Regions from separate parts of the Mus musculus genome. Here region 1 is linked to region 2. A link is a loop called in an ENCODE intact Hi-C map of the cell type or tissue named here. Cell type or tissue: heart. All regions are shown on one strand. Each heading gives the region's core, and the rest is flanking DNA. Links, peaks and the distances in the headings are about the cores only.

The links. A loop is a pair of places that touch in the nucleus more often than their neighbours do. Peaks named below come from ENCODE experiments on the same cell type or tissue, not always from the same donor. Only the 100,000 strongest peaks of a DNase experiment are listed, where the experiment ranks them.
Region 1: it touches region 2 in a loop (5-fold over the local background); 14 of 42 quality-filtered maps call a loop at or near these places.

Annotation. Positions count from the first base shown.
Region 1 is chr15:78,584,621-78,589,836 of GRCm38, reverse strand. No RefSeq gene overlaps it. Among named protein-coding and RNA genes, the nearest start is that of Gm36738, 5.6 kb to the right of the region's middle. In heart, for the core only: a CTCF peak has its summit at 2,362 (motif pointing left); a DNase peak (open chromatin) is centred at 2,366; H3K27ac peaks cover 329 bases.
Region 2 is chr15:78,741,943-78,747,158 of GRCm38, reverse strand. No RefSeq gene overlaps it. Among named protein-coding and RNA genes, the nearest start is that of Elfn2, 26 kb to the right of the region's middle. In heart, for the core only: no CTCF peak of the experiment used is centred there; a DNase peak (open chromatin) is centred at 2,718; H3K27me3 peaks cover 937 bases.

The DNA.
Region 1 (5,216 bases), core at 1,152-3,651, 160 kb after region 2:
GGTTGGAATCTCCTCTCTATGCCCTTGGGTGTGGTAACACTCCCTCTCAACTTGGCCCCGGACTGCAATGGGAGCTAAGCCGCAAGCTTCACACTTCCTGGTGTGAAGCAGGGGTTCTAACACCCTCACTCTGAGGCTGTTGGCTCTACTGCTCTTGCTTGCTGAAAAGACTGCCTCTGTCAGGCTTGGGTGAAGGCAGTCTCACCCCAGGGTGTCAAGAAGGAGCTTGGAATGGTTGTTATCTGTGGTCAACTCTATGGGATCTAGAATCAAGAGGGAGATGGGCTCTGGCCATGCATGCCTCTGGGGGATTACTCTGATTAGGTAAATTAAAGTGAGACAGCCCGCCCACTGTGGGCAGCACCATCCCCCAGGCAGAGGATCCTGGATTGTTTAAATAAAAAGGAGGAAAAAAAAAGAGCCAAGTGCAAGCATTCACTGCTCTCCACATCTCAACTGTGAGAGCCATGTGACCAGATCCACCAAGCTCCAGTCACTTCGACTTCTCCCCTGCCACAGGGGACTGCACCCATGAGTTTTATAACTGAATTTTATAACAGCAGCAGGAACATAACTAAGGCAGCATGAGGGCAGTGGGTAGTAGTCCTCTAAAGCCAGCACATGCCACAGGAGAAGGCCTGACAGCTAGTCCAGTGTCTCCTCTATTATTACAGAGGAGGAAGCTGAGGTGAGGGCTCTGCCCGGCACTGCCATACCCAGTGAGGTTTCACTTCCTCCTCTGTGGCCCTAGGCTCTGTATCACTGAGAGGTCATTTGCTCCATTTGTCTCTGTGCTTGCCAGACTGTCAGACTGCCGAAGATCACAGCTAACCTAGCTCTTCTCTGTAACCTTAGGTCAGTGGTTTTCAAACTCCGTAATGCTGCAACCCTTGAATACAGTTCCTCATGTTATGGTGACGCCTCTCCCCCAACCATAAAATTATTCCATTGCTACTTTGTAACTGTAATTTTGCTACTGTTGTGAATCATAATGTAAATATCTGATATGTGAACTAGTGAAGGGTTATTTTAACCCCCAAAGGGGCCCAAAGGTTGAGAGCCACTGCTGAAGGCTAGCAGCGTGAACCACTGGCATGAGAGGCATCTTGCCTGCTTAATATCATGGAGGATGAGCTACCTGTGGATGGAAGCTGTCTGAGTTAGGGGTTTACTGCTGTGAGCAGACACCGTGACCATGGCAACTCTTACAAGGACAACATTTAATTGGGGCTGGCTTACGGGTTCAAAGGTTCAGTCCATTATCATCAAGGCAGGAAGATGGCAGCATCCAGGCAGACATGGTGCAGACAGAGTTGAGAGTTCTACATCTTCATCTGAAGGATGACGCTAAGAGGAGACTGGCTTCCAGGCAGCTAGGATGAGGGTCTTAAAGCCCACACCCAGAGTGACACACCTACTCCAACAGGGCCACAGCTTCTAATAGTGTCACTCCCTGGGCCAAGCATAGACAAACCATCACAGAATCCTTATCTGACCCCCAGGAGACTGTGGCCCTCGCAGATCTGAGATGAAGACTCCAGACAGGAGCATGAGGCCCAGGGACAGACATCCCAGGCTTCCACCAGGACTCTTCCTTATCAGTGAGGCCAAAGCTTTACTGCAGAAAATGGAGGGACTGCGGGCTGCAGACATGGCTCTGTTGGGAGGGAGATTATCTTGTGTGAACAAAACCCTGGTTTCCATCCCCAGCCCTCCAGAAACTGGGTGTGGACGTGCGCTCTGTAATCTCAGCACTTGGCAAATAGAAGCAGGAGGGTCTAGTGTTGGAGGTCATTCTTGGCTGCATAGTGACCCCAAGGCTAGCCTGGGCTACATGAGATCATGTCTCAAAAGCAAACAAAACAAAAAAGATAGGGAAAAAAAGGAAAGGAAAGGGGAAGGAAAAAATGAAGCTGTTGTCCTACGGAGATGATCAGTCATTTATCCCCTTAAACAGCCCAGCCAGGATGCTCGCGGTCTTGGGGTGGGGGTGGAGTGCCATGGAAACTGCAGGGCTTGAGACTGGAAAGCCAGCTCTTCTCTTGCTTACCCCCTCCCTTGCTTACCCCCTCCCATCCCGCATCAGAGGACACGTGCCAGCTTCTGTTTGTTAAAACAACAATAACAACAACCAAACAAACCGAGAGTAATACTGGGGCTGCACAAGGAGAGGCGACTAGTTTAAACAAGGAGAGTTCAGAAGGATCTTGAGAACAATGTACATGGAATGAAATTAGCAAGAGCCAGTCATAGCCAGCTGCAGCAGGAGAGCCTGGCTTGGGCTCTGTAGGCAGCCAGGCCACCAGGAAGACAGGGAGACTGAGCAGTTGTATCCTAAGCACAGCTGGCTCATGGGCGCCCTCGTGTGGCTGAAGTAAGGACCACACTCAGAAATACTGGGCTCCCCAGCAGTGCTGACCTCTGCAAGCTACTTCAGCTTTCACCCAAGAACTCTGAGGGTGGGCTTGCTTTCTATATGCCAGAGATTCTCCGTTTCAAGAGAGCAAAGCGTTGTGTCTAGGCTCAGCAGGCAACTGGTGACCTGGATCTGAGTCACGTGGTAGACGATGTCTCTGCCTCACCTGGGTGCAGTGATTTTCCCATCCTGGGAGCAGACAGTCCTCGGGGTAGTCCACTATCGCATGGGGCAGTACCAGGGGGATTCCAGCGACAGTTCTCTTGGGGAGAACCTAGGAAGGGGCTACAGGCAGGAGGGGTTCTAAGGGCCTCCTCGGGAGAGAAGAGAGAAGATTGGGAATGACCTGCGCCAACTCTGTGGGGGAAGCTGTGAATTCAGGGTGTGGTCAGTATGTGCCTGTGGCTTGAGTGTGTGTGTTTGAGGCTGGGGGCAGGGGTAGAATGTGGGAGGAACAAGTCTCAAAAGGGAAGGGGGCTGAGAGGCCAGACATCAGGGCCTGCTTACACCACTTGTTTCCTCTGACTGGCAGACAAAGGACTTGCCTTGTCAGGAAATCTCTCAGGCCAGATTTTCAGAGAGGTGCTGGCTTTGACACCAATGTCTCGGAATCACTTTCCAGGAAACCCCTACGGGTCTGTGAGCGAGGCTGGGCCTGAGAGAGGTTCTGTGATTCTCCCTGAGTTACACAGCCAGGGAGTGCTGTGGGGAGAGCACTGTGGCTAACTGTGGGCTCCAGTTTAAAGAAGGTCACCCTGGGTTGTGTGGCCAAGACCTTCATAGGCAGTCCCAAGGCTGTGTCCCGGATCCCTTGCAGCTATGGCTCTGGATGGGTTGTGTGGCACACAGTGGCGCTCTGGCTGCTTTTGGCAGCAGATGCTGGTCTATGAGTGTGGAGAAGAGGTGAGAGTAGGCAGAACACTGGGCACCATGGCACATGCTTTCTGAGGGATGATTGACAGAGGTGATGGTGGCTGCAACATCCAGCCTCCAGGTGGCAGCGGGAGGGGTGGTTTCACCCCTTTTGTTCCTTTCCTAGTTATGCCTTGGTAGATGCTCCATTGGCCAATCCTAGGGTTTTCTGGAAGCAAGTCCCAGCACACTCTCCTAACTGTAGTGTAGGGCTTGTGCATGTTCAGTGTGGGTGTTTGTGTACATGTGAGTGCAAGTGCACCACAGTGGAAGTCAAAGGATGGATGGCTTTGGGGAGTCAGTTTTCTTCCTCTACATGTGGTCCCCAGAGATTGAACTCAGGTCATCAGGCTTGGTGGTAGTCACCTTTATCCACTAAGCCAGTTTGCTGGCCCTGGACTGTTTTTCTGAGGCATCGCTGTGGCTCATGGCAGCTTTTTCCCTGGGTCTCCTCCACGTGAATACAACTTGCCCTCTCTACTCCCTGCCCTCCAGATGAGTCTCAGGTACCCAGACTGTTACCTGCCTATGTAGCTAAGGCTGGCTTTGAACTCTGGATCTGCCTGTCTCTATCTTCTGAGTGCTAGGATGACAGGTACGAGCTGCCATGGCCAAATTTCACAGACTTTTTTCTGCCTGCTTATCTGTGTTCTTATTCCCTTTTGTGAGAGCCTAGTCAAGTGGGATCAGGGCCGACCCTACTGTCCTCAGCTCAGTTTAGCTCTGTCTTCTCAAAAAGGGAACCCCACCACCACTTATAGCCATCTGTCTGGGAAGATGAAAAGCTTGGCTGCAGGTGGAAAGGGACTCAGAGAGACGGCCTGGGTTAGTCCCCTGTACAGTGTGTGAGGTACATTGGAAACTTGGCTCTTCCTGTGGTAATGTTAAACGGTACTGGGACCCTGAAGCGGTGGGGCCACCTGCGAGTTCTGTAGGCCTTGGTTTCTGGAGTCAGGAACGAAACCGAAGAAGGCACAGTGAGTAGAGAGTTAGCCCTTGACCTCAGTTCTCCTGCTACTAAAATACCAGTACTGGGTTGAGGATGTGGCTCAGTTGGTAGAGTGATTCTCTAGCATGCACAAGGACCTGGGTTCGAGTCTCAGCAGCCTGGTCACAGTGGTGAACATCTGTAATTCCCAAAACTTGGAAGGTGGAGGCAGAGGATCAGAAGTTCAAGGTCACTTGAGGTCAACCTAGGTTACATGAGACCCTGTTTCAAAATCAAACAATCAAACAAAAATGCCCCACTAATCAAAGTACCCTGTAGATTTGGGATGGTCCCATCAAAAGTGTTACCGTTCACAGAAATGAAAATTGTTAAAAATACATATGGAATCATAAAACAGCTGGAAGAGTGGAATGGCTAAACAACCGCTCTCTCTCCCCCACACAATAGAGTTTCACCTCCACTCTGTAGTTCAGAATGGCCTCCAGCTGGTGATCCTCCTGCCTCCGCCTCCTGAGTACTAGTATCACAGGCCTGCGCCTCGTGCCCAGCAGAAGCAATCTTGAACAGCAAAAACTGGAGACATCACCATACCTGATTTCAAAACACACTGCAAAGCTATTGTTGTCAAAACAGTATGGTGCGGGGTTAAAATCAGACACATGGGCCAAACAGGACACAGCAGGGAGACCAGAAATCAAGGCATGCACATTTATAGCCAAGTGGGTTTTAGGAATAGGAGAGGAAATCAGGATATTCTCTTGACTAGACAGTGCTGGGAACACTATATGTTCACATGCACAAGATTAGAGATGAGGGGCTGGAGAGATGGCTCAGTTAAGAGCACTAGCTGCTCGGGGGCTGGTGAGATGGCTCAGTGGGTAAGAGCACCCGACTGCTCTTCCGAAGGTCGGGAGTTCAGATCCCAGCAACCACATGGTG
Region 2 (5,216 bases), core at 1,489-3,988:
TCCACCACGTAAGCCCTGGGAATTGAACCCAAGAAAATTTTAAAGAAACCATCATACTGTTATCCAAAACAGCCACACAATTTATACTATCACCAGCAACGCACGGTGGTTTCCATTTTTTGATGTTGTTTTTGAGCCAGAATCATCTATAGCTCAGGCTGCCCTGAGACTTGGTATGTAGCTGAGGCTGGCCTTGAACTCCAGATCTGCCTGCCTTTACCTTCAGGCACTATGATTACACCCATTCCTCCACCATCTCTTCCACTCCTTTACCTGTCTTGGGGCTAGGCCCCATTCTTTTACACACCACCATGGTGTCCCTATCATCGTTCCTGGTTCTCTGTAGCCAGTTCTCTTCTGAGGACAGTTGGGTTATTTCCAATTACGTGCCTCTCAAACCGTGCTCCCGTGAGTTTTCCCGCACTGTGGATTTCAGGTGAGCACACTAGTGGGTAAGGTTCAAAGAGCGAGACCGAGAACCAATGAGAAAGCGTATCTGTGTCTGTGGTTCGGTGGTCACAGTCCAGCCACCCGCGGGCACAAATGTGCTGATTTTGAATCCCACTGGTCATGTAAGAGCAAGGCCCAGCTTCAAAGCTAAGCACATATGTTCTCCACAGAGTGCCAAGGATTTTGTCTCCCTCAGGGGACACAGATCTGACATTTCCCAATACCAATCAGAACCGGACTATCATCATATCCTGTGAGGGGACTTTGCCACTCAATTACACTTGTTCATAAAGTATAATTGCTATCGAATACCTTGCTATGAACAGAACTTAGTTCTGATATGGTGCTGCGGCAAAACTATTTCTGTTTTAAAACCCCCTCAAAGCTTTAAAAAGAAAGGCAGACTCAGGCTGGAGAGATGGCTCCGTGGTTAAGCACATTTGCTGCTCTTCCAAGGGCCCCAAGTATGCACATCAGGTGGCTCACAAACTCCCTGTAATTTCAGTTCCAGGGGACCCAACTCCTTCTGATCACTAAGGACTCTTGCACACACGCCACATATGTATTCATGCACACACAGCTACACATAAATACATTTAACATAAAATAAATTCATTTTGTTCTCAGTTCTCTCCCGAGGTCCAGCCACAAGACTCCATGACTGGAGTGTCCCTTTCTCTTATCAAAAGTGACTGACTTGATAATAGATCAGCTCCCATGCTACCTGCTGTCCTGACTCACATGCTCTGTCCTCCCTGTGGCTTTAAAGATACAAGAGGAAGTCTTCCTCCCAACCCTGCACAAAACTACACACTCTTCCAACTTTAATCAAGGAAGGAAGAAAATGCTTATGAGTGAATCAGGACCACCCTTACGAGAGATGCACAGGTTATAATCACATTTAACTACATTACACTAATACATGTTTGTAATTAGCCTCTCCTGGAAGGTTTTTTTCTCTCTCTCCCCCCAGGGAGAAAAGTCTTGTGAATGAACTAACTTATAAATAAACTTAGGCTGGCAGGTCCTCTGTGCTCTGCACAGCAGCTGATGTAATATTTATATCTGCTGGTAATAAAGACATATGCCAGGGGCTGGAGAGATGGCTCAGTGGTTAAGAACATTGGCTGCTCTTTCAGAGGATCAGGTTTGATTCCCAGCACCCACATGCTGGCTCGCAACCATTTGTGACCCCATTTCTAGGAGAAAGAGCACCCTATTCTGGCCTTTACAAGCAATGCACACAGGTTACACAGACATAATACATTCAGGCAATACACCCATGCACATAAAATAAATTAATAACAAAAGACATATTCCAGCCAGGGATAAGGTGGGGCACATGCCTAGGGCCCCAGCACTTGAAAGGCTGAGACAGGAGGATAACTATGAGTTCAAGGCCAGCCATGATTTGTCACAGGAGCTGAATCAATGTCAGTTCATGTCCCCGATTCTGCGAGAGGCTTTAGAGTCTCTTGTCATCAAGGCTCCTCCAGTGACAGCAGCTTCATTGTTTTAAAACTGAAACCAGGGCTGTTCTAAATTGGGTATCTGTGTCCTCAGAGGTTCATGTGACACACGTCTGCAACCTTCTGGGAATCAAGGACACAGACTTTCCCAAGTGACTCTGTAGGTCAGTCAGCCATGGACCACTCTGCTCTGTAAAGACATCAATAGTCTTCTGCAGCACACCTTTATCCATTCCCTGTTCCTTTGTTCATTCATTCATTCATTCATTCACTGACAGCATTTATGGGATTTCTCTGGGTGTTGTGTGTGTGTGTGCTTGCTATATTATCACAATGACCCTTTGTACATAAAATCTGTACTTTTAAATGCCAGCGACGTGGTTGGCCAGATACGTATGTCTAATATAGTCATAGAACAAGATTACTGTTCTCCCAAGATCACACTGTACCTCCAAGGCCATCCATCCCACCTCTGGAAAACAGTGGCTTTCCCTCCACTTGCCCATCCTACACTCCTGGTCCCTCCAATGGTCCTCGCTCCGCAGTGATTGCTTACCTTTGTCTTTTTGCTTGAGCCTACCTGGCATCCACCAGCTAGCCAGGTGTCTGCCACCCATAGCCCATTGCCACACTCCTGGATGCTGAAGTAGCTGTCCCAACAGTCTTCATGACCTATTGAAGCCCCTTCTCAGGACTTCATGAGTCCCCTCACCCTTCCAGGAAGTCTCAGCCTTATGTATGGACGGCTGGTGGGATCCACACGCTGCTGGAGTCTCAGTGTGCAGTACAGAGTATCACCAGCAGGGGGCACTCGTGCCACAGGCCTGGCTTCTCATCTAGGGCTTAAGCAAGATGGGCCCGAGGTTTGGAGGGGCCTTATGGCTTAAATAGACATAACTGGCATTAGAGTGGGCCCCTTTTACTCAAATTCTAGAACGTCCTTTCCAGTCCAGGGAAGAGAATTACACTATGTGTCTCTACAAGGCTCAACAAGTATGACCAGCTAGGGACACAGCCATCAATTAGAAGTGACAACAGCTTCACTATCTTGAAAGGCAGTGAATTCTAGGAAGATTGAAAGCAAGTGCTTTTCTGTCACTTGGTGAAGGGTAACGATGACACGTGTGCCGTGGTTACAGCTGACTGTGAGCACGGATCAATACCGAACCTACCCCCAGCTTTTCAGCTTCTCTTTCAGGGAGAGGGAAAGGCCAGAACACAGGGTCACAGGCTAGTTCAAAAGATGTGTCTCCTTGGGGCCTGGAGATACCCTGATCCCGTTCCATCTCGAGGCCAGTCAGGGCAGACTGGGGGTTCTGCAAGCCACTTGTGACCATCCCCTAGCCTTGGGTGAGAGATGGGACTGAAACCTTGCCCACCTTGCCTGCCTCTGGAAGGGCGTGGAAGCAGGAGGTTAGACAAAAGTGGGGGTGGAGGGGAGCCAGAAGGAAGCTTGCCTGGCTCCTCCTACTTGAGTCTGGGTGCAGTTGTAGTCTTTGAGCGCCTGCCTGGGCCTTCCTGAAATTGGGACTGGTGTGTGTGTGTGTGTGTGTGTGGGGGGGGGGCAGGCTCTGCCTCCATCTGTGAGGGTGGAGGAGGGGGGCGCCAGAGTCCAGGGCTGGGAGGTTTGGAGTCAGACACCTACTGTGTGTGGTCCCCCTACTTGGGGCTGGGAGGCTGCAGGACAATGGCAGGCTGTCCTGATACCCCAAGTCCTTATGGTCCAGGCTTCAGGGCAGGGAATAGAATGAAGGGATGAGATTTGGTGGATATTTGTGGAAGGCAGCAAGAGTAGGAGGGGGCACGTGGCTGGATTCATCTCACGGAGGCAGAAAGCTGGGAGCCTCAGGATGGTGTGCATAGCTAGGGGCAAGAATAAGTGTGCAGTTCCCCTCCGGGATAGTTTCTATGTGTGTGCCTGTGTGCATCCTCCTTAGATGTCTCTGTGTCTCTCTGGGATTGCCTTGCCTTTGGGGACACAAATTGGTGTGCACCTGTGTCTGATACACCACTCTTTGTGCATCTGTGTACATGAGTGCATGTGTACACCTGTGTTCGGTGTGTGACCCTGGTAACAGCTGGCTCTGCTGGCTTTGGCTTTCAGCCACAATAGGGTTTCCTTGCTGAGCCTTTGGGAGCCTAGACTTGGGGACAGAGGTGGCTAGAGCAGCTGGAGGCATGAGCCTGGCTATAGCCTAGATAGAGGCTTAAGTCCCTAGTGCTGGTGGCCAAGGGATTACACCCCCGCCCACCGTGTGTGTGTGTGTGTGTGTGTGTGTGTGTGTGTGTGTGTGTGTGTCTGACTGCACACACAGCCCTTGGTGGCTTCAGATTCCCCAGTACCTGGAGAGGATACACACACACACACACACACACACACACACACACACACACACGCGCGCGCGCGCGCGCGCGCTCAAAGCTCTCCTTCCTTTGCTTGCCCTGGTTCCTCTCCAGTCTGACCTGGATACGTGCATGTACTGTAGGATGTTGTATGGCTGCCCCCCTCCCCAGGCTCTCTGGATTGGATGGAGGAATTTCTGCCAGGGTCAGAGGGGAGATATTATGGGATGCAAGGAGCTGCCTCACGCAGGCTTCAGGATGAGACAAATTGGTAGAATTCTTGACCCTGTGTTTGACATACAAATTGCTGATCACAAACACACATTTCCACCTCCAAAACTAAGCAATAGGAAGGCCTTGGGCTGCTCTCCTTGATGTCAGCAAGCCACGCACGGGTTAATCATTATGAGAGCAGCTGGAGAGGGCAGCTCGGAATGTTCCAGCACCCTGGAGAAAATTTGGTTTCCTCCAAGAAACACCATAACACACCACGAAGCAGCAAGAATGGCTGATACTCTACAACCCCTCATACACCTGGTTGCTGCCAGAGATGCTCCCAGAATCCCACCCTGCCCATGTGTGCCCATTTTACAGAATGGGAAGGTAGAGAGGTGCTGGCCCAAGGGTCCTGGGAAGGAAGAAAGGAGGAGAGGGAGGGCCACAGCAAAGAACTGTTCAGCTGTGCTGTCCAACAGTGGATGGCAGAGTCAGGTGTTGATAACATCGGAACTTGGAGTCCTGCAGCCTGGGTTCAAATCCTCCTGTTCCCACTTCCTGGTGGGGTAGTCTCAGCATGTTGGGTTGTCATTCATTTTGGGTTGTCCAGCCCTGGGCCTGACTGCCCAGCAACTGCCTGAAATATCCCATTCTGAGCTCTACCTACTACCCGGAGGCAGACCTCCAGTTCTGCCTCCCAGCCTGGTCTTGCTTGTTCTCACCACGAAGCAGCAAGGA